3 separate regions of the Mus musculus genome follow, and all the other regions are linked to region 2. The links are chromatin loops, found by intact Hi-C in ENCODE. Cell type or tissue: left cerebral cortex. All regions are shown on one strand.

Evidence for each region. Peaks named below come from ENCODE experiments on the same cell type or tissue, not always from the same donor. Only the 100,000 strongest peaks of a DNase experiment are listed, where the experiment ranks them.
Region 1: a loop joins it to region 2, with 2.4 times the contacts of the local background. A loop is called at or near these places in 14 of 42 quality-filtered maps.
Region 3: it touches region 2 in a loop (8-fold over the local background); 8 of 42 quality-filtered maps call a loop at or near these places.

The regions. Positions count from the first base shown.
Region 1 is chr3:126,399,016-126,407,015 of GRCm38, reverse strand. All of the region lies in intron 1 of Arsj (arylsulfatase J), which reads right to left. The region is part of intron 1 of Gm35351 (a long non-coding RNA gene); the gene reads left to right. Among named protein-coding and RNA genes, the nearest start is that of Gm35351, 4.2 kb to the left of the region's middle. In left cerebral cortex, a CTCF peak has its summit at 3,955 (motif pointing right); DNase peaks (open chromatin) are centred at 3,984 and 6,084.
Region 2 is chr3:126,895,732-126,903,731 of GRCm38, reverse strand. No RefSeq gene overlaps it. Among named protein-coding and RNA genes, the nearest start is that of Gm25501, 110 kb to the left of the region's middle. In left cerebral cortex, no CTCF peak of the experiment used is centred here; DNase peaks (open chromatin) are centred at 25 and 3,436.
Region 3 is chr3:126,049,386-126,057,385 of GRCm38, reverse strand. No RefSeq gene overlaps it. Among named protein-coding and RNA genes, the nearest start is that of Gm40146, 53 kb to the left of the region's middle. In left cerebral cortex, no CTCF peak of the experiment used is centred here; no DNase peak of the experiment used is centred here.

The sequences.
Region 1 (8,000 bases), 500 kb after region 2:
AAGATCTGGTTAGTTAAAAAAAAAAAAAGAACTATGATAGACTTGTGTTGAACTGATTTGATGTGGCAAGCAAAAGATAAACTACTGCATTAAGTTACTAGTTCCTTGTCAAGTAAGCAGGTGTCTAAGGGTTCATCGTTGTAGAATCAATTAGCCATCAAAAATGATCTATTCAAAAAAATTGAAACCAACAAGTCCAACAAAATTATGTTCTGTATTAAAGCAGTTGTCCATGGTCTGGAATCAGGCTAAAGTGATTACATGGTGTCCTTTCAGGGGCATGCTGGGGATGGGGCAGGTAGAGGACTTTCTGGGGACCATCATTTTTATAGAAATAGATGTAAGCCTTCTGACTGCCAAGGGTATTTTATCAATGTAAGTGGTAGCAAATTGAGAGCAGAACAAATTATTTTAACCATACCAATGTAACTAAATTTGTTCATTAAAAATAAATTTTATTTTTCTCTATAGAAAATCATTGCCCCAAATATTATATTTTAAAGCGTGTTAACCAGGATTATGTTCATCAAATTCACTTTAACTTTACAAGTATTTACAAACACCCTCCCCAATTCTCATTTGAATCAGTAGCATTTTAATTGCTCTCTCCTAAAGTTATGACTTTAAAAAAATCTTGGATATATTTTAACTCAGGAGTTGAGGATAATATTTTTAGCTCTTGAAGTTATGTGCTAGTATGGAGAACAATAGTACACAGAAAAATTAACAAGCATTTCTGGGTTCAAATAGACAAATGATGTCATAGTTCTTTTTTAGTCTCTCCTCAATATTAGTTTTGACAAGGGGACAAGCTAGGATAGAGGTACTTCAACTTTTACTACTGAAATTGATGTTACTGTTGCGGTCACTGAATTCCGTGGAACTGACTCCAAGGCATGTAAATTAGGGGGAGGTTTTTGAGGAATGAAGCGACATCATAAACAGCCATGAAAACCTGGCACAATTGCCCTCAGAAACCCTAGAAATATTAACATGCTCGATATAGGCTACCTTTATGCTTCTATAGATCTGTTTATATAAACATATGATCATTACTGCTTAGAAATGGACTGGGTACTTTCTCGTGGTCTGTTTTTAATGGACTGGGTACATTCTCGTGGTCTGCTTTTTTTTTTTTTTTTTTTATTTTTGTCTCTCCTTCTTTTTCAAGGAAGGCAAAACACTTCCCTTAAGTAATTTCTACATAGCTTCTGTAATTTTAACCAACCATTTTGGATCTTGATGGAACCCATAGGGGCTTGAAAAATATCAATTGGTTCAGAGTTGCTGGCAGAGTGATTTAGGAAAGCAATCTCTTTCTTTCTATTCTTTAAAAAAATTTCCCCCTAGAATCACTTTTCCCTCTCGGCATAAAAGTAATTTGCTTTGCAGTTATTGGAATGATTAAGTTAAAATAAAAAGAGTGTAAATCACATTTAACCCTGTTCGATGGTTGAATGAAAGACAGCGAGACCGAATCTCCCTCTTCGCCCTTTGCACAGCCTGTTTTCCAGTTTGTTATCTGTCTCCTTCCTTGAATTAGATAAAGCAGGGACTGTACTTGCTCTCCTTAATTAAAGCAAACAGCTCTTCTAATGGGGCCACCACTCTGGATTTACTTGTAGTCGGCATGCATAAATGCAACGATGTAGACAGAAAAGGGCTTATATCAAGAAGATTTACATGTCAAAAGACACTTTTGCACCAAAAATAAATGCATCAAAAAGCAAAAGATACTGACGACGATTTTAAAATATCATGTTTTCCAAAGTGAATTACCACTTCTGTAGGGATAAGATTTCTTGTGTATTGTGTGGAAGCATCACCTGTCAATAAAAATCTGATGGCCAATAAATTGAGGCAGGATTAAAAGGTGGGGCATTAAAAAGGGGGAGGTAAGGGTTAAAAAATGGTGGGGCATTTGGCAGAGAGAGAGGAACTCTAGGAAAGAGTCTGAGGTGTGGGAAGATTCTCTGCTTGGACTGGGAGGAAGTTTGACTCATAAAACAGAAGAGAGGTAGCCATGTGGCAGACAGAATAGTAGAAAAGTAGAAACAGGTTAATTTAAGTTATAAGCTAACAGGGTCAGGCCTAGCTTGGCATGGGCATTTTTAAATAAATAATAAGCCCCTGAGTCATTATTTGGGAACTAGGGCATGGTGGAAAGGACCGCATTTACACACCTCAGATTTTATACATGATCAACACTGAACATTAGAGAGTAAAAATAGTAATGAAATAAAAGGTTCTTTTTTATACCACTTCCTATATACAGCTATATGAAGAAATAATTTATGTCTTTAATATGTAAAACTCTCCCAAGTTTCTTTCTAATTTACATAACCTTAATTTCTGTTTGCCTCAATAATAATAATAATATATTTATAATGTTGTATATTTGCATAAATTATATAACTTCTCCCCATCCATAGCATTATAGTTTAGCAGGTTTCACATCAAGACACAGTAACTATATTGTTGCTGTTACATGGATGTATCTCTTCTGTTTCTTGTACAGAAGTCTCTAGCTTCTTACTTCCTCTGTCTACATGCCTTTACTTTTTAAATTACAAGAGTCAAGTCATGATAGTGTAGTAACAATTACTTCAGAATTGGGCACGATGGTGCAAGACTCATCAGGCTAAGGCAGGAAGATCATGAAATTCAAGGCTACCCTTGGCTACATACAGTCTCTTGTGTCCTTTGTCTCCAGTGCAGGGATTACAGACATGCACAGGTTTGCTCTGGCTTCTTAGGTGTCTTCTGGAGTCCAGTCTCAGGCAGGTGTGCGAAGTTGCACAACATGCACTAACTACTAAGAACTGGCCCCTCACTCCAGGCCATCTGAGGTAGTTACTAATAATGGGTTCAATTTAATGTTCACCCAGGCTCTCCTTGCTTAGAATCTCAGAAAGTACAGAACCCCCCTCCCCCAGAGTTCGTCACACATGTAAGGATTGCTCCCCTCCTCTTGAGTTGGTTACTTTGCCAGGCATCATGGTCTGTGCTTGCCAGAGCTAACCTGGCACTTTGAGTTGAATTTAGTACTCTGGATGGGTTCTCAGCATTGCAGAATTCCATAGGACTATCCCCTTCCTCCATGGGAAGTTCAGTGTCTGTTGGCTGTACATCTTACTGTGTTCTTCCAAGCACAGAAAACTAAGATTTTTTTTTATCTTGGTTGTTTTTAAGCCAGCTTCCCCACATCTTGTAGAAGAATCATCTATTTTCTTGATCTTTATCGAGAATTTTCTATTTCTTGAGCCTTTCCCTCAATCTTCCAGCTATTTGTAAGTCTTAAAAATATTTGCTTTCTCATCAAAGTATTACTGCACCCTCCTGTTAATTTTAGTAAATTTGTGTCTTCGTGTGAATTATGTTTGAGTTTGAGGTAACAGTACTTGTGTTAATGACAAATACTAAAGTACTTTGGATGGCAAAAATCAACATTTTGTTCATTACTCACTGTATTTTAAAATTTAAATCAATCACCTTTTTTATAAATTTTCCTTATTGAAACTAAGGTATAACATATGTTTAACTTTCCCTGATAGCGTTATGTTAGAACAAACTTAAACAATGTTCTTTTTGCATGCACTTTGTAAATAATACAAAGTTGCTTTTAATGATCGATAATGCCTTTTGTGACTTCCATGCAACCAATTGGCTAACAAAGGAGAATGTTTAATCATGGCGCCTGTAGTAATTAGTATAAATTTCTAATGTTTAAACTGCTTCTCTTTTTGACATGGCACATTTTACACCTTCAGTATCTTGATTTCCTTCATTTTCATGAGTCTTAAATATCTATTATTAATAATTTAATACATGGATATATGTTTAAAATGCAGCATGTAATTTAATCTACTCTGTGCAACGATTCAACTAACTGTTCTTATAGTCCTTAGAAAACCAAGGGTTTCAGTGGGAGGATAAACCCCGGGTGAGGCAGTACTGAAAGCAGTCACTAGAGGGCAATAGAGGGTAAAGAAATAAGTCCCAAGCTGAGGCCTGGTCAAAAGGACAAATAGACCAATTGTACCATTTAAGATGGGCAGTGAAGGCCAGTTCCCAGCTCTTTGTAGGAGAGGTTAATATCAGTCAGGCCTATCCTCAAATTCCACCTTAAAAGTGAATCATAAGAGGACTATCGTGTTCAAGTCAGCTAGTAAGCTCTCAACCACTCACAAAGCAATGCAATCTACCAAATCTAGGGCAGATGTCAGACAATAGCTATGAAACGAAAGTCTTGGAGTAATGGTTGAAGTGGAAGTCTGATTTCAAAGCTAAGATCAAAATGGTGTAGACTCAGCATTCATAGACTCAATGTGTTGACTACTTACCACATGTCTATGAGAGAACCCAAAAATTCTTCCATGGCTGGAACAACTTTATAAAGGAGTATCATGCCTATTTAACTAGAAGGAAACTGGGAACAGGGTGGTAGGAATTTAGACAGCATAGCCATGTTTGATATGAGCAGAAGACAGCATAACTCTATTGCACAGACTATGTTAAAAGACTGTAGGCTTGATGCTTTAGTCATTAGAATGTCTGGGAGGAAACTTGGCTGGGGGCTTGGAGTGGGGGATCTGATGGCACTCTGCTCCAAGACCTGACCCTCCCTGTTAGTATCTGTAGAGAGTCTGTCTTCTCACTAGTCACTCACAGTCTGAAGTTCACTGTATAGTGGTCGACGACACGAACAAAACTATTGACACATGTGGTTTTCTTTAAAGTCTTGAGGAAAACATATAACCTATAAGTATAATAGATAACTTAGTTTACTTGTATGCATTTAATAAATGTAAGTGCAAAGTACAGTATCGATTCTAACATCAGATAAGATATGCACCATTTCCCCCAAGTATTGGGTACATAAGTACCATCCTAGACCAATGCACTGAAAATACATGAAGCAGTTAAGGGTGGGTACGCTTCGAGGGCTAAAAACACGTTGAATTTGTCCATCTGTAAATCTAGGTGGGTGGATAAATACAGTTTAAGTTAAAATGATTGGTGAAAGCTCAATAAACGAACCTTTAAAGAACTGACTAAAATGACAAAGACCAAGTACTCAGAAAAATAAAGGTGACTCCAAAGGTTAACTCATGAAATGATAAGGTCCCTGGTGTTGTAGACGCATGGCATGAGATTGAATGAAACTGTTTGAGAAGGCCTACAACTCAAAAGAAAGTATTCCTAGTATTCTATGTATTTCTAGAACACTCTAGAATGAGCTATACGTAACTGTAGTAAGCACCATTCTTTTTATAAAGTCCAGTTTTCTAGAGTTTAACTGTTCTGCGCCTCTAGGATCTTCCTGAGCACAGGAGGATGTAACTGTTTGGAATTTTCTACAGGGACTTCTGGTTTCCAAAAGGGGCTAACATTTAAAAAATCTGAGTGAATTTGTTATATATCTAGATAGATAAAAGCTATTAACAATGACTTCCCACGGCTCTACCCCTTTTCAGTCACAAAAAAAAAGCAATATTCCTTTCAACTGATTCAGTTTTCCCCTGAAATTAACACTTAATTTGCTGAACTTATTAAGCTCCCCTAATAGCATTCTCTCATTAACGCACAAACAAACTTCATTTTCAAGAAGTATGAACTGGAAAATGCTTCGGACTTATGGACTTGTGGACAGGCCCACAATCGCATTACTTGTTTATATTTTCAATTGCATAAAATTTTATTTAAAATTCATCATAAATACTAAGAAACTAAACTAAACAATATGCCTTATTTCAAAGTTGGCTTCAAGCTGTCAAAAGGATTTTTCCCCTTTATGTCATTTGAAGCTCAAACATCAAATGTAACTTTCAACATCATCTCTCTTATCTTTCACTACACACATTATTCTGAGGATGAAGATTCCCACAGCACTGATGGGCATATTTTTGTTTTCACATGCCAGTACAATAGGTGGAAATTTATCTCACAGCAACAAGACAGCTGGTCCCGACTCATAGCAGACAGCAATGGATCAACGTGCAACTTCCTAAAGTGGGCTGCTTCTAAAATGTCCACAGACAACCCACACCTATGTTCTAGGAGCCGTGGAGCCTTCTAGAAACCATCTGGGGCTTGTTCTAGTGAGACAACCTTCTGCCTTTTGCTGTTCTCTGTGTACTTATTTGTCTCGTGTTATTTTCATCTCCTCTTCCTTCCTATAAATGGAGCCCTGCTCTTTTCTTTCCTGTCTCAATTTCTTGACTGTTTTCTTTAGCATGTGCAAGCATCTGTTTGTGAGCCCATGCCAGATGGATACAATTCATTATTGGGAAAATCTGAGGAAAAATAAAATCAAGGATCTTTTTACACAGGCAGGGGACGAGAGAAGGGTGGGGCTGGAAAAGTAGACACCGGTCAGGAGTATTCTGAAGCCACTCAGGGTTCCACTAGACGAGAGGCACTGTATAAACCCAGGATGAGGCTGGCCTTTAGCAGTGCAAGGAGATACACTTCACTTGCCATCCCGCCACCAATTGTATGTAAAATCGGTCAAAATCAGCAAGGAGCCTGGTTGTTATGGAGATATTCACTTAACACAATACATCAACGCCTATACGGTCTTAGCGAGCTTTGAGCTTCGTGATTATCTCAGTGACCATGTAATTAAATAAGAAAAAGGGCTGGGAAAAAACAATGGAAACACTGGAAGCCCAGTTGACCTGCAAGAGCTAGGTTGTTGCTCTTCTTGTAAAAGAAGCTCCCTGCTCCCATGGGTAGAGCTTCATAAACACCATGCAAATTATGATGACTGACCTGTTGTGTTTCAAGTCTTCTGTTGCTTTGCATGTCTTCTATAACTACTACAATCCCCATTTATAGCTAAAGTAACCTAGTCTTAAAATAGTACAAAGATTTAGTGGCCTAGATAGATCTTATAAAAAAACAACTTTAAAGCACACCTGTCAACTCCAAATGAGATTTTTTTTTTTGGATTCTACATCTGCTATTTTTTCCCATATAATATGCTGATTCTTCAAAAATGTCTAGCCAGTCTACACTGAAGGACGGTCCTATCATGGTTCAGATTTTAATGTATTTTTCAGGAAACATTAATATACAGTCTCTTCTATCATAAGGAGCTATTTCCCAACAGTTCCTGGAGATAGTACTTGAGAGTCACTGATATTAGTGAATGCTGAGGTTTTCTGTGAAGACCTAAGGAAACACCCGTGTTGTATCAAAACTATCCCCTCCCCACGTGCTGAGCTTTGAGGTTTGGGGAGACTAAAGCCACAGAGTCATATCATCTCCCTGACGCCCACCTTTCTTAAATACACGGGGATCTTAATGGTTATGGACTCCTGCTCAGCACAAATGAGCAACTGAACCATAGACAAATGCAGTGAAGAGCACTGGTCTGAAATGCACTTTGTGAGGAGCAATGTTCAAAGCACGCCCCCTGTAGGTACCTTTGGCCTGGGTGTTCCAGGGCTGAAGGGAACTCAGATCTTCACACCTTTAGGCAGTGCTCTCGCCATGTTGAGTGATAAGTTTTCATGCCAAGCATGCTTGAGCTAGCACTGCTCTTTAAGGCTTGCCAGTAACCCTTCTAGTCATGAAAATAACAAGAGATAGATCAAATAACAGGTCTTTCAAATTTTAAAGACACTGCATTCCTCTTCATGGGAACACAGCGTGACCAAGTTTATTTAGCTGAGATAGAAAATAGTTTGAGATGCTCTGAGTAGATTGAGTGCTGTGTTTCAGCACTGCAAACTGTCAAGCTGGTAATTTTAATAGAAACAAAGGATACAATTCTAAGATTTTCCCACTGTTCCTGGAACCGAGAACCAATTCCTTCACGTTACTTCATCTCAAAGATTTCCTTTTGGAAAAAGAGCAATTCTGGTTTCCCTTAAGTTGCCTTATTTACCACTACTTTGTTTGTTTGTTTTTTGTTTTTGTTTTTGGAGACAGGGTTTCTCTGTAGTCTTGGCTGTCCTGGAACTCACTCTGTAGACCAGGCTGGCCTTGAATTT
Region 2 (8,000 bases):
ACTAGAGGACAGCAGGCGATTGGACATCTGCAGAAGGTCCATGACTGCTTTTGTGACCAAATTGCCCACCACACACACAGGCTCACTTTTCTAGCTCACAGTTCTCTTTGTAAAATGTGGAGTGGATTGTTGACCTAGTAGCTCTAACATCTCTGTACACACACACACACACACACACACACACACACACAATTCACTTACACATTAACTATTAAAAATTTAATCAGAAAACCAACAACATTTTAACTCAAATCTGTAGAGATGGGCTATTCTCTCTCTCTCTCTCTCTTTTTTTTTTTTTTTTTTTTTTTTTTTTTGGTTTTTCGAGACAGGGTTTCTCTGTGTAGCCCTGGCTGTCCTGGAACTCACTTTGTAGACCAGGCTGGCCTCGAACTCAGAAATCTGCCTCTGCCTCCCGAGTGCTGGGATTAAAAGCGTGCGCCACCACGCCTGGCTTATTCTCTTTTTAATAAAAAGTGCATCACTAGGAATGAAGAGAAGGTTAAGTAAGACCCCTTGCTGACAAGTCTAACAATCAGAGTCCATTCTCAGACCCCACATGGTAGAAGGAGGGAACCAACACCTCAAACATGATTTCTGACCTCCACACGCACCACACACACACACACACACACACCTGGAGAGGAAGAAGGAGAGGGAGAAGGAGAGGGAGAGGAGAGAGGGAGGAGGAGGGGGAGGGAGAGGGAGAGGGGGAGGGAGAGGGGGAGGGAGGCAGTTATTGAGACCTTTCTGTCAGTCAGCTACTGGTTCAAGCACTTTGCTTATGTTGTTATTTGCACAGCAAGCAGGCAGTTTCTCACTTATAGAGGTAAGATGGGTAGGGTCAGAATAGCAGTGCCACATTGCCACAACTCTAGTCTTCTAGAAACTATCTCTCCAGTGATAAAAAGCCAACCCTAATGTCTAACAAATGATAATAATTATTTCTGTCTGTTGATTCCCTAGTTTTGCTTTTATAGAAAATTATTTTCTTGGGCACTTGTCAAGGAAGCACAGTCACTCTACATATTGGGTCTTCAGCAGTGCATTTTTTACTAAAAAGAGAAAATAACTCATCTCAACAGATTTGAGAATGTTGCATATGTAACATACCCTGTTACGTATGCAATATGTTCTTGACATAAGAACACTGATGTGCATTCATCAGACAATTATATTGATCCCCACTAATTGCCCTCCTCCTCCTCTTCACATACATATGGACTGTGTACTCCTTCTCTCTCTCTCCTCCCTCTCTTTCTCTTACACACACACTACAACACACAGGCATGCCTGGGGTGTCCCACCCTTATCTCCCCACCCCCTAGCCTTGCTTCCTCATACCTCATTGCAGTTCACAGGCAAGTTGTTCTGGGTGCATACCTCTCTCCATACTGAAGAAGCAACAGTGTAACTACTGACCTGTGCTTATTTATTATCTGATTTAATGTTGGTAGGACAGCTCATGGACTGACTCTTCATATGTGTTTTAATCATCATTTCATTAACTTATGCCCTGATCTTTATTTCTCGCTATGAGTTTGGGTTGCTCTTGTCTTTCTAAGAATTCAAGTTGTATGATTGGATTGCCTTGGAATGAGTAGATCCTGAAGTCTGATAGTTTAGTTTCTACGATCAGAGATGTAAACTTTCTTCTTGGGGATGCTTTAGTTGTGTCCTATGGTTACAGTAAATTGTGTCCTAATTTTCATTTGATTCTAAAACTGTATTTCTTTAATGACCCTCTAGTTATCCAAGAATGCTTTTTATTTAATCTCAGTCATTTGTGTAGTTTACATAGTTTTGGATTTTTAGTTTTAGCTTACGATGATCAGATAAGATAGCAATAATTCTTTCAATCTCTTTGTGTTCCTTAAGGCTAGCTTTGGGCCTAGAATGTGAGCCGAATTTGAAAAGGTTAGATGGGCTGCCGAGAAGAACGTGTATTCCGAATCTGTTGGTAGAATGGAATATTTTGTATACACTGACTAGATCCACTTGACCTGTAGTATAACTCAAGAGTCTCTTTATTAACTTTTCATTTATAGGATGAGTTTAAGAATGAGTAGATCCTGAAGTCACACACTTTTGTTGGGGACTGGTTCTAATGCTTCATCTCAATTCAGCTCCAAAACTCGGGCTTCCAGACTCTGAAGGCACCTGCTCCCAGCTGGCTTTGATTGTTAATAAAGAATTACAGTATAGCTGGACAGGGAGATGGAGGTGGGACTTTTAGATTGCTCTGGCAAGGGACTGAGTGGGTAGAAGACCAAAGAGAATCACCGTGATGGGAAAGCAGAGAGATTAAACTTAAGGTCCTGTCCACACGTAAGAATCAAAGTAAATGACCACAGGAACTACTCCCCTGACTGGGTCTGGGATAGCAAAGATAAAATATAGATTTAGAAAATGTTAACCAAGAATTTCCAGAGTGGAGTGTGTGTTAGTCACTGGGAGTTTCAGAAAGTGCCCAGCCACTGAGCCAACAAAGCGTATTAAAAATATCACTGCATGTATGTGACTGTCATTCACAAACCCAGAGCTCTGGAGCGTGGCTAGAAGCACATTTGACCCGCTGGGAGCTCAAGGCAGATTAACTGTTTACCACTACACACTTTTTTTGTTACCAGGACATATCAGACCTTTTTCTGTCCGTTAATCTTTATTTTATGAAGTGGGTGCCCCAGAATTCAGCAATACACATATATAATTGTTATATCTGTGTGATGAACTGTTCCTTTGATTAACACATAGTGGCCTTCTTTCTTCAACAACTTTCAATTTGCCATCTGTTTTGCCACCTATCAGAATAACTACATCAATTGTTTGGCTTTGTTGTTGTTGTTTAACAGCTTCAACTCACTTCATAGATTGTGTCCTTCCTTTGACTCTCAGTGTGTGGGTGTGTTTGCCAATGAGTGAGTTTCTTAGAGGCAACAGATAAGTGAGTCTAGTTCCCCCCCCCCCCCCCCCGTGAGTCTAGTTTTTTAAGCCAGTCTTTATCTCGCTATTGGTGAACCAAACTGAGGTCATTTTCACTTAAACTATGTCTGAGGGATTGCCAGTTTCTCTAATTTTGTTGATTGTTTGCATAGTTGGTTGGATGGTTGTCCTTTTTCTTTCTCTCCAGTTAGCTTAATGAGCTACCTCCTCTCCAGTTAGCTTAATGAGCTGGATTTTATTGGCTCCTAGCTTTCCTTTATTTGTGTATTTTCTCATGCTGTTTATTCTTTCCTTACTCCTCCTGTGATCAGGTGCTGAGGCTCTCTTTCCTCCTCCTCTCACAGCATCTCCTTAAGCTTCCTCTCAGTGCTGTCTTCATGACCATCAACTGCCTTCTTTTGTGCTGGTATATCTCTCCATCTGTTTTCAGATAGCTGTGCTGGATATAGCCATCTTGTCTTGACAGGCAGACAGACTGAAATCCATTTAGAGCTTGGAGTGTATCATTGCATGCTTTCCTGGGTTTTAGTATTGCTGACTCGAGGTGTGATGTCAATCTGCAGTGTTTGCCTTTGTAGATGAGTGGGCCTTCTTCCCTTACAACTCCAGCTGCTGCTTCTCTGGCTTTGTGTTTTTGCCCTCATGATTGTAGTATCATTGAGAAGTTTTTCTGGCAAGTGCCATGCATTTGTTGTGCACCCTATGCTCAAGGTTTGGAAAAATCTTCCACTGTAAGCTCAATGGACAGGCTTGCCTTGCCTCTTAAATTTATCTCTGCTCTTTCTTTCACCCCATCGATCTTGGTGACTTGGTTGCATTTAAGAGGTGTAGGGTATGGTGGTCTTGCTCCTGTGTTCATTCTTATTGTTTTCACCCGTACTTGCTCAGTGCCAACCTTCATCTAGATATTCTTTCATAGGGAGTTGAGTCTCTTGGTGATGCTTACTATTGTGGTTTTGTTTTTGTTTGTTTGTTTCTTTTTTTCACTTGTTTTCTAGTGGTTTATTGAAACGAACACTTCTTTCACAATTTCTAAAATGTGCTTAGTTTAAATCGATATATATTTAAAAAAAACAATTTTTATTAGATATTTTCTTTATTTATATTTTAAGTGCTATCCTGAAAGTTCTCTATAACCTCCCAAGCCCTGCTCCCAACCAACCCACTCCAGCTTCCTGGCCCTGGCATTCCTGTGTACTGGGGCACATAATCTTGACAAGACCAAGGGCCTCTCCTCCCATTGATGGCCAACTAGGCCATCTTCTGCTACATATGCAGCTAGAGACATGAGCTCTGAGGGTACTGGTTAGTTCATATTGTTGTTCCACCTATAGGGTTGCAGATCCCCCCAACTCCTTGGGTACTTTCTCTAGCTCCTCCATTGGGGGCCCTGTGTTCCATCCAATAGTGACATCCTCACTTCTGTGTTTGCCAGGCACTGGCATAGCTTCACAAGAGAGAGCTATATCAGGGTCCTGTCAGCAAAATCGTTCTGGCATATGCAATAATGTCTCGGTTTGGTGGGTATTTATGGGATGGATCCCCGGGTGGGGAAGTCTCTGAATGGTCCATCCTTCCATCTCAGCTCTAAACTTTGTCTCTGTAACCCCTTCCATGGGTATTTTGTTCCCCATTCTAAGGGGAAATGAAGTATCCAAAGTATCCAAACTTTGGTCTTCCTTCTTCTTGAGTCTCATGTATTTTGCAACAGGTATCATTTTTTAATAGCTGAGTAGTTCTCCATTGTATAAATGTACTACATTTCCTGTATCCATTCCTGTGTTGAGGGACATCTGGGCTCTTTCCAGCTTCTGTCTATTATAAACAAGGCTGCTATGAACATAGAGGAGCATGTATCCTTATTACAAGTTGGAAAATTTTCTGAGTATATGCCCAGGAGAGGTATTGTTGATCTTCCAGTAGTACTATGTCCAATTTTCTGAGGACCCACCAGACTAATTTCCAGAGTGGTTGTACCAGCTTGCAATCCCACCAGCAATGGAGGAGTGTTCCTCTTTCACCACATCCTCACCAGCATCTGCTGTCACTTGAAATTTTGATCTTAGCCATTCTGACTGATGTGAGGTTGAATCTCAGGGTTGTTTTGGTTTGCATTTCCCTGATGATTAAGGATGTTGAACATTTTTTCAGGTGCTTCTCATCCGTTCAGTATTCCCCAGCTGAGAATTCTTTGTTTAGCTCTGTACCCTGTTTTTTAATGGGGTTATTTGATTTTCTGGAATCCACCTTGTTGAGGTGTTTTTTTTTTTTTTTTTTTTGGATATATTGGATAATAGTCCCCTATCCGATTTAGGATTGGTAAAGAACTTTCCCAATCTGTTGGTGGCCTTTTTGTCTTATTGACAGTATCATTTGCCCTACAGAAGCTTTGCAATTTTATGAGGTCCCATTTGTCCATTCTTGATCTTACAGCACAAGCAATTGCTGTTCTGTTCAGGAATTTTTCCCCTGTGCCCATGTCTTTGAGGCTTTTCCCCACTTTCTCCTCTAAAGTTTCAGTGTCTCTGGTTTTATGTGGAGTTCCTCGATCCACTTAGACTTGATCTTTGTACAAGGAGATAAGAATGGATCAATTCGCATTCTTCTACATGATAACTGCCGGTTGTGCCAGCACCATTTGTTGAAAATGCTGTCTTTTTTTCCACTGGATGGTTTTAGCTCCCTTGTCAAAGATCAAGTGACCATAGGTGTGTGGGTTTACTTCTAGATCTTCAATTCTATTCCATTGGTCTACCTGTCTGTCGCTGTACCAGTACCATGCAGTTTTTATCACAACTGCTTTGTAGTACAGCTTGAGGTCAGGCATGGTGAATCCACCACTTTTTTTATTGTTAAGAATAGTTTTTGCTATCCTAGGGTTTTTTTTTATTCAAGATGAATTTGCAAATTGCTCTTTATAACTCTGTGAAGAATTGAGTTGGAATTTTGATGGGGATTACAGTGAATCTGTAGATTTCTTTCAGCAAGGTAACCATTTTTATGATATTAATCCTGCCAATCCCTGAGCATGGGAGATCTTTTCTTCTTCTGAGGTCTTCAATTTCTTTCTTCAGAGACTTGAAGTTCTTATCATACAGATCTTTCACTTCCTTAGTTAGAGTTACACCAAGGTATTCTATATTATTTGTGACTATGTGCAGGGTGTACTTTTCCTAATTTTTATTTCTCAGCCTTTGTGTAGAGAAAGGCCATTGATTTGTTTGAATTAATTTTATATCCAGCTACTGCACTGAAGCTATTTGTTAGGTTTAGGAGTTCTCTGGTGGAATTTTTAGGGTCACTTATGTATACTATCATATCATTGCAAATAGTGATATTTTGACTTCTTCCTTTCCAATTTGTGTAACCTTGATCTTCTTTTGTTGTCTAATTGTTCTGTCTAGGACTTCAAGTACTGTATTGAATAGGTAGGGAGAAAGTGGGCAGCCTTGTCTAGTCTCTGATTTTAGAGGGTTGCTTCAAGTTTCTCTTCATTTAGTTTGATGTTGGCTACTGGTTGGCTGTATATTGCTTTTATTATGTTTAGGTATGGGCCTTGAATTCCTGTTCTTTCCATGACTGTTCTCTTGAAGGGGTGTTGGATTTTGTCAAATGCTTTCTCAGCATCTAAGGAGAAGATCATGTGAATTTTATCTTTGAGTTTTTTTTTAATATAGTGGATTACCTTGATGGATTTCCATATATTAAATTATCCCTGCATTCCTGGGATGAAGCCTACTTGATCATGATAGATGATCGTTTTGATATGTTCTTGGATTCTGTTTGTGAATTTTATTGAGTATTTTTGCATCGATATTCATAAGGGAAATTGGTCTGAAGTTCTCTTTCTTTGTTGGGCCTTCATGTGGTTTAGGTATCAGAGTAATTGTGGCTTCGTAGAGTGAATTGGGCAGAGTGCCTTCTGTTTCTATTTTCTGGAATAGTTTGAGGAGAGTTGGAATTAGGTCTTCTTTGAAGGTCTGATAGACTTCTGCATGAAACCCATCCGTTCCTGTTTTTTGTTTGTTTGTTTTTGTTTTGGAGACTATTAATGACTAATTCTATTTCTTTGAGGGTAATGGGACTGTTTACATCATTAATCTGATCCTGATTTAACTTTGGTACCTGGTATCTGTCTAGGAAATTGTCCATTTCATCCAGGTTTTCTAGTTTTGTTGAGTATAGACTTTTGTAGTATGATCTGATGATGTTTTGTATTTCTTCATGTTCTGTTTTTATGTCTCCTTTTTCATTTCTGATTTTGTTAATTAGGATACTGTCCCTGTGCCCTCTAGTTAGTCTTGTTAAGGGTTTATCTATCTTGTTGATTTTTTTTTCAAAGAACCAGCTCCTTGTTTGGTTGAATCTTTGAATAGTTCTTCTTGTTTCCACTTGGTTGATTTCACCCCTAAGTTTGATTATTTCTTGCCATCTACTCCTCTTGGGTGAATTTGCTTCCTTTCGTTCTAGAGCTTCTAGGTGTGCTGTCAGGCTGCTAGTGTATGCTCTCTCTAGTTTCTTTTTGGAGGCACTCAGGGCTATGAGTTTTCCTCTTAGCCCTGCCTTCATTGTATTCCATAAATTTGGGTATGTTGTGGCTTCATTTTCATTAAACTCTAAAAAGCCTTTAATTTCTTTCTTTATTTCTTCCTTGACCAAGGTTATCGTTGAGTAGAGTGTTATTCAGTTTACATGTGAATGTTGGCTTTCTATTATTTATACTGTTATTGAAGATCAGCCTTAGTCCTGGTGATCCGATAGGATGCATGGGATAATTTCAATAATTTTGTGTCTGCTGAGGCCTGTTTAGTGACCGATTATATGTTCAATTTTGGAGGAGGTACTATGAGGTGTTGAGAAGAAGGTATAACCTTTTGTTTTAGGATAAAATGTTTTGTAGATATCTGTTAAATCCATTTGTTTCATAACTTCTGTTAGTTCCCATGTGTCTCTGTTTAGTTTCTGTTTCCAGTATCTGTCCATTGATGAGAGTGGGGTGTTGAAGTCTCCCACTATTATTGTGTGAGCTGCAATGAGTGCTTTGAGCTTACTAAAGT
Region 3 (8,000 bases), 850 kb after region 2:
TATTCTAATATACATCAAACGTGAAAAATCCAATAACTCAACAATAATCCTACATTAGTTCATAGTTGGATAGAGTTGAATAGTAGAGTTCTTTATGCAGGGCACCAAATCCATTTGTTAACCTGATAAATCTCCATTTGAAGAACTAAGTTTATTATGCTGGCAGTAGCTGCAGGACTAATGTCCCATTTCCTTACAGGGCTACTCTTTCACTCCACAGACACCTGTATTCCATGTCAAGTAGCCTCATCCATCTTGAAGCCTCCAACTGTGCAGTAAATCCCTCTAGTTACTTGAATTTGACTTTCTATTAATCAGAGAACACCTGTACTTTTAAACAGTTTATATAATTAAGTCAGGCTAGGCCTGCAAACTTTAAATTATATAATATATGCAAAAAAACCAGGCGTGGTGGCACATGCCTTTAATCCCAGCACTTGGAAGGCAGAGGCAGGCAAATCGCTGAGTTCAAGGCCAGCCTAGTCTACACAGTGAGTTCCAGGACAGCCAAGGCTACACAGAGAAACCCTATCTCAGAAAAACAAACAAACAAAAAAATTAAAATATGCATGTCTATCAAGGCATATTTAATTTATTAGTTGGTCATTCTAATATATATCTTCACATATTTAAGTTATTGAATATTGGAAAAGCTAAGATGGATGTGCTCCTCCAATAATACCCTGCCTTTTTGAAAAGTTGTCTTAAGAGTGTTTATATTTAGAATATTTAGGTTTTAAAACAATGTTTCCTGCTCCTCCCTGATTTCCATAGTTAACTTGCAGTGTGTTTGAGTCTGCTATATGGGTAGCATTTTATAGAGACTTCTTTCTGTTTTCTTTCTTCCACATTCCAATCCTGAGCTTGCCTACATTGTGTAGTAGAATGAAGAAAATGTCCCATCCAGAGAACTGTGTTCTAATTAACCCCACTCCCTCAATAGTCCCATTGTTGCCACAGGCTAAATGATACATTCAAGGAGGTCTTGGTTCAAGAACTGTCTATTTGAAGTAACTCTAGCTCACTATATAGTATTCTATTCTGAAAAGATTCATTATTACAAAAAAAACTTGAAAAATATTTTTGTTTGTTTTCTGGCCAAAAAACTATACTTAGGAGCATTTCCAGCATTGGGTGACAGGATTGACATGTAAGGAGTATGAGAGTCAACTTCCTGCTAAAATACCTGGTGTAGCTTCCTAGAGCTCCTCTTCTTTGTCACCCTGTAAGCCATCTGCAGGAGTAATACTCATGGGTTACAGAAAGGCTACTTGCCTGTTCTGTATCAAATCAAGTATCTCATGAGTGTGAACCATCAACCAAGTATCATCTATTAGCCACATGGTCCTGAAAGTTTTCCATGTGGCATTTATCAGAGGTAGCGACATTGAATTTGTAGTACTTTGGTCAGCCACAATTCATTAGGTATAAGAAAGCTAAATTTTGTCCATGTTCATAAAATTTCCAGACTTAGTTTTTAGTTCCAATATAACCCAATTCCCAGTTTGATGGTAGTATTTTCTTATATCTTGATGTCATGTCTAAGGCACACATTGGCTTCTCCAGCATCCCTCTGCTAACCTCCATTCCTAGAGCTATCATAAGAGGTGCCTTGTGATGTCTTAGCATTTTTTAGTACCAATAACTGGGAAGAATCTTGCTGACAAATCAGGCTTAAGGATATTACCCTCCATTGTTCTCCAGTGGTTTAAATACAGGATTCTTAGCCCTTGGTTTCACAGTAGTAGGAGGCTTCAGTATGGAAAAAGTTACCCAAAACAATCAGAGCCTAGTACAGATAGGAGCCATTGAACACAATTGCCAAGCAAGGAAGAAAAGCAAAACCTCATGTTGACCCAGGTCTCATGCTGGAAGGAGCCGGAAGTCTGCTTTTTGAAATTATTTCCTCTCCTCCTTTCTCCCTGGCCTATCATAATCCCCTCATCCCAAAGTCTTCACCTTGTCTCATAAAACCTACTTCATGGGTATATTGAATTCTCTCCCAAGACAAGTTGTTATGGCCTTGTTGTATAGTCTTTTGTGGAATGAAAGACAATGAAGAAAGGGAAGAGACCTTAGAAAGTGTACAGTGAAGAGAGCCTCTGAGAAAACTCCCCATCCCAACCCATCCATCCCATCCCATCCCATCCCATCCATCCCATACCATCCCATCCCATCCCATCCCATCCCATCCCATCCCATCCCATCCCATCCCATCCATCCCATCCCACCCCACCCCACCCCACCCCACCCCACCCCACCCCACCCCACCCCACCCCATCCCATCCCATCCCATCCCATCCCATCCCATCCCATCCCATCCCTTCCCTTCCCAGGTATTATTTTAAATGAAGAAATGAATGGAGACAGTATTGTCCCACCAATTGCCAGGAGCTGAATGAGAAGGTGAATGTACAAGAGCCAAAACGTTTAGAAGTCTCCAGCTTTTCCAACAACAACCTGGCTAGCCCCTAGCTCAGTAGAGGCAAAGAATCAAAACTCTGTACAGATATCTAGTAGTGGAGTCACATCTAGTCACAAGGACACTAAATTTTTACCACAGAGTACTTTTAGGTTAACTGCAGTAAATTCAACTGATGTGTGGGTCACATTTTCTTCGGCCTAAAAAAAGTAGCAAAAAAGAGAAACGGCACTGGATACAGTGACATGAACAAACCAGTTTTTATTTTACTCAACCAGATGTTAGCATATGTCATCAACAGATACAAAAAGAATGGCTTCCATTTTAATGTACACCCTGATTGTATAGGAAAAAACTCCAAGGATCTGAGAATACCTTGTAACTCAATAGCACAATTCAAATGCACATCCTGAGGTGATGTGCATAACTGCACTGTCCAGTGCGATGGCCAAAGACATCTATGCCTGTCAACACTTGAAACATGCACCACAGACTAAAGAATAGCAGTTTAATTTTATTTCATTACATTGGACTGACTGCATTTATATTTAAATCATCACATACAACTAGTCCCTATGGGATGGCCCAGCTCTAGACAAAACTCAGCAAGCATTACTCTGGTTTGAAATCTAGTATAAAATGATTCATATTCAGAGATATGAAAACCTTTTTGTTGATTTCCAGCTCTTAATTTACTCTAGTATTCTCAGCTGGAAGTGAATTGTCACTATAGAGTAATTTCAAAATAGTCCTTCAGTCTGTTCTAGCTAATGACTGATCATACCCTAGCTGTAGTTCCTGAATGGATCGCATAGCTCCTAGGGAGTCTTAATACCATCATAACATATATCAATGATGTGCTATAGCCCATCTTAGACACTTAAATATTTATTGCTAGAATTGTCTTGGAAAGAGCATGACAGGTGCATTTAAACAAATAAGGATAATTTAGACCAGAAAAAATAAGTGTGCACAGTACAAGAACAGAAAAGTGACTTGTAGCAAATACTGCAGGTTTGTCCTTCTGCGACTCTGTGGTGTTTGTGGATCTATCTCTGTGTATCTGCACGTCTCTCAGTACGCTTATGTGTCCCTCTGTCTGCACATATTTCTATTTTGTGTGTGTATATGCATGCACCTGTGTGTTTTATGTGTGTCTGTGTATCTCTGAGTATGCCTGTGTACGTGTCTGTGTCTCTCACTCCCAAAATTTCTCTATGTCTGTATATATGTGAATCTGTGTAACTGAAACCTATATGCCTCTGTGTTTGAGTATATGTGTGGTGGCATCTTTGTCTCTTTGTATATGTATCTATGCTATGCTATGTATGCTTTTAAGTTTGTCTATCTCTGTGTATGACTGTGCATATTTATGTATGTGTGAGTGATTGTGTATATATGTGTGTGCATGTATTAATAAACAGTGGCTCTCGGGAACTAGACACTTTACAGAGAAGCCCATATTTTTTTCTAGGTCTGGCAAAATTCTGAGTATACTGGTACTTAAAATGGTCACTGGAAAACATGGGAGTTTTATATCAAATTCAGACATCTGAAAGAATTTTGAAGTACTTGTGAAAACACTGTAAGTACAACTAATAAAATAAACATTAGTCGAAGTGAATCTATTTCAGTTAAAATAAAAATTCATTGCCTCTTCTTTTAAGATTCATCTTTCCAAAGAAATACTTTGTTAATCAGAATTTTAAGTGATCTACAGTACTTCTTCCACCCCAGAAAACTAAAGATTTAAATTAACACTGCCAGAGTTCAGTGAATATTATTATTCTTTTAAATCAGTTTTGCTATGAAGCAGCAACAGCAGAGTTAGCAAAAATAAGACACCTGAAAGGAGAAGACATCCCGAAGGGGTGGCTGTTCCTGAGCTGTTGACACCGGGGATGGTGATGTCCATGACCACCACCTTCCAGGCTCTGGAAGCCCTAGCTATAATGAAGCATATCCATTATATGCGAAAAAGTATACATCACTATATCAAGGTGTCAGATATATCGTGGGAACTTCCTTTATTTAGATACTCTATACCACTCTTGTTGCAAAACAGGAAGTACCTAGAGCAATGCTTCCAACACTCCTAATGCTGCAACCCTTTAATACAGCTCTTCATGCTGTGTTTACCCTCAACCATAAAATCATTTTGTTGCTACTTTATAACTCATTTTGCTACTGTTGTGAATCATAATATAAATATCTGATATGTGGCCCTTCTGGTTATCACACTGCACATGTTGAGAACCACTGGTCTAGAGGAAGAACATCATGCTGTACGAGGCTTCATAATACCTAGGCAGACAAGTCAGTCTGTTTATGCACAGTATAGCATTTCTCTGAGTATCATACCACACTCCCATAGGTAAGGCTTTTGCCTTCATTTAGATATTGCCCTCTGCTATCTATTGGGGCTGCTCTATTACATTGTTGCCAGAATTCTACATCCAATGACCTCCACTTCCTAAAACATATTCTCTATGACCAATGTTATTAAAAGCCATTATTCAGGTCATATGAACTTTTTTACATTAGCAATTAAAGATTTTCTCACACACAGATAAAACATATAAATCTTCAGTGGCATGATTAAGATTAATGTCTTTATAAAAGAGACTTCAGAGAAAGCTCTCTCTCCCTTGCCTTTGTACTTTACTGACGTGTAAGAACAGAGACTATCCTTCTGGAGGGTAGAAAATGAGCGTGCCATTAGGAAGCAGAGAGCAGCTCTCTCTAAGTATCAACAATGCTATGTATGGACTTCCACCCTCCAGAAATATAAGGGAGTAAAGATTTGTTGATAATTTTAGAGAAAGAAAAATGTTTAATAATTTAGTGTTTCTTCCTACTAAAGAAAATTAATAATCCACAAAATACACATTCATAGGTTATCTGACAAAAATATACCCTATGGTTTTATCTTTGATGGAAATTCTAGATAATTTTTTCCTAAACTAATTTATATTGCTACTTCACAATTTTACAATATTAGCCAAGGAACTTACGAACCAAAGTGGTACCCCTCCCCTTATTTTAGTTCATGTTCATATTTTATGTTTTGTAGCAAATGGCTTTTTTGAGAAAATTTATTTCTTAAAATATATTTCTCTGATAATTTACTTGTCAGTACTTATTAAATAATTAAATCGCTAAATTATAATAGCAATTATTATTAATATATTGACAACAATTACACTCTTTTAAAAAGACAGGCCATTTTTAGACAGAAACACTTTTGAGCATTTAACATATTAATATCAAGTCAGTGCTGGTTTAATTTTGGAGTTAAGTATTTGATAAGTCAACAAGCCAGACATTTCAAAATCCATGTGTTTGAGGCAGTAGACAGAACTGAACTTGGGAGCAACCCTAGACTCTGAAGTCCTCTGGCGTTTTAAGAAGCAGAGCATCAGAGTCTTAATATTGCTACTGATCATTCATCAGGGAAACTACTGAATTTTCCTGGGTCACAGCCTGGTCAACTGAACATTTGTCTCTTGTAATTTCAGTTTTGCTGGGAAAGTGTATTTATAAGAATAGTATTTGAAATTTCCAAGCCCATCTTAGTGTTGTTTTGAGCTGCTATCTAATCAGAAAACTTTTCTCCATCATATGTTTTGACTCCAATTTGTCATAATCGAATTGTCAGAAATACGGCTTCAGTACTTCAGTATCCTAATAGATTGCTTAGAAATCGTCCTCTGGTAGACACCACAGTAACTTATAGGTTGTCATCGATATGGCCTAATCTGTATGAACTCCTAATAGTTCTCTAATAGGATGACTTTGGACCTACATTTGAAAGAATTTTGCTGTATCCTGCTTGTTTACTATATTTAAGAAACATAGTAACTGTTTTTAATTGCTGAGTAGTACTCCATTGTGTAAATGTACCACATTTTCTGTATCCATTCCTCTGTTGAGGGGCATCTGGGTTCTTTCCAGCTTCTGGCTATTATAAATAAGGCTGCTATGAACATAGTGGAGCACATGTCCTTATCACAAGTTGTAACATCTTCTGGGTATATGCTCAGGAGAAGTATTGCTGGATCTTCCGGTAGTACTATGTCCAATTTTCTGAGGAACCGCCAGACTGATTTCCAGAGTGGTTGTACAAGCTTGCAATCCCACCAACAGTGGAGGAGTGTTCCTCTTTCTCCACATCCTTGCCAGCATCTGCTGTCACCTGAATTTTTGATCTTAGCCATTCTGACTGGTGTTAGATGAAATCTCAGGGTTGTTTTGATTTACATTTCCCTAATGATTAAGGATGTTGAACATTTTGTAGGTGCTTCTCAGCCATTTGGTATTTCTCAGTTGAGAATTCTTTGTTTAGCTCTGTGCCCCATTTTTTAATAGTATTATTTAATTTTCTGAGACTATGCCAGTGCCTAGCAAATACAGAAGTGGATGCTCATAGTCAGCTATTGGATGGAACACAGGGTCCCCAATGGAGGAGCTAGAGAAAGTACTCAAGGAGCTGAAGGGGTCTGCAACCTGATAGTTGGAACAACAATATGAACTAACCAGTACCCCCAGAGCTCGTGTCTCTAGCTGCATATGTAGCAGAAGATGGCCTAGTCAGACATCATTGGGAAGAGAGGCCCCTTGGTGTTGCAAAATTTATATGCCCCAATACATGGGAATGCCAGGACCAAGAAGTGGGAGTGGGTGGGTAGGGGAGCAGGGTGTGGGGGGGGGTATAGGGGACTTTCTGGATAGCATTTGAAATGTAAATGAAGAAAATATCTAATAAAAATTGGAAAAAACAGTAAAATATTGTGTTGTGGTAAATATTAATCTGAGGTTTATTATTTCACTTAGAACATATAGTTCCCAAATAAAAGACACACAAACTTTAGATTTGTAATAAACATTAAAGCAGAGGAGCTGGGTGGATATCAACCCTCTTTTGGATATATATGCAAAGAAACCAACAGTATATTTCTGGAGTTACCAATAATTCCGTGGCTCTATAAACTCAGATTTCTAAAGGAGCTGTAGGAGCCAGGCTGAAATGGTAGAATTACTTTGAATTCTATATTGATTTTGGATTTTATTTATGGGAAATGGTGATAATTGGCATGCTCTACACCCAGTTACAAGGTTTGCAAGTGACAGGCAGCTTGTATTTTGGTACATTAATCAATTTCTGATGTGCAGGCAGTGGAAAAGTAGTTTGATCTGAGAGGAGGCAGAGTAAAGTTGATTGCTCAATTAATGAGGAGACAAATAGATGTCATATAGGGACGTTTTATATAAATGATTGGTAATTTTTAATGTATTAAATATAACTGAAGAAAATAAAAGAATCCAAGATATACCTGGGATAATGTATTGTCAGGAGCCATCTAGGAAAGACTAATGCATGCAAATGAGTTTTCTAGAGATGGCCCACCATTTTTCATGGCCTGAGATGGGTGAGCTCTGAGATGTAAAGTCACCAGAGACTTCATCCCAGAAGTTTGCTGGTGATATGCCTTTCCTGTCACTATTACAAAGCCTAATAATGATACCGGGGCACTAGCCCATCCTATTAAGATTTCCTGAAGATCATTATGAAAATGTA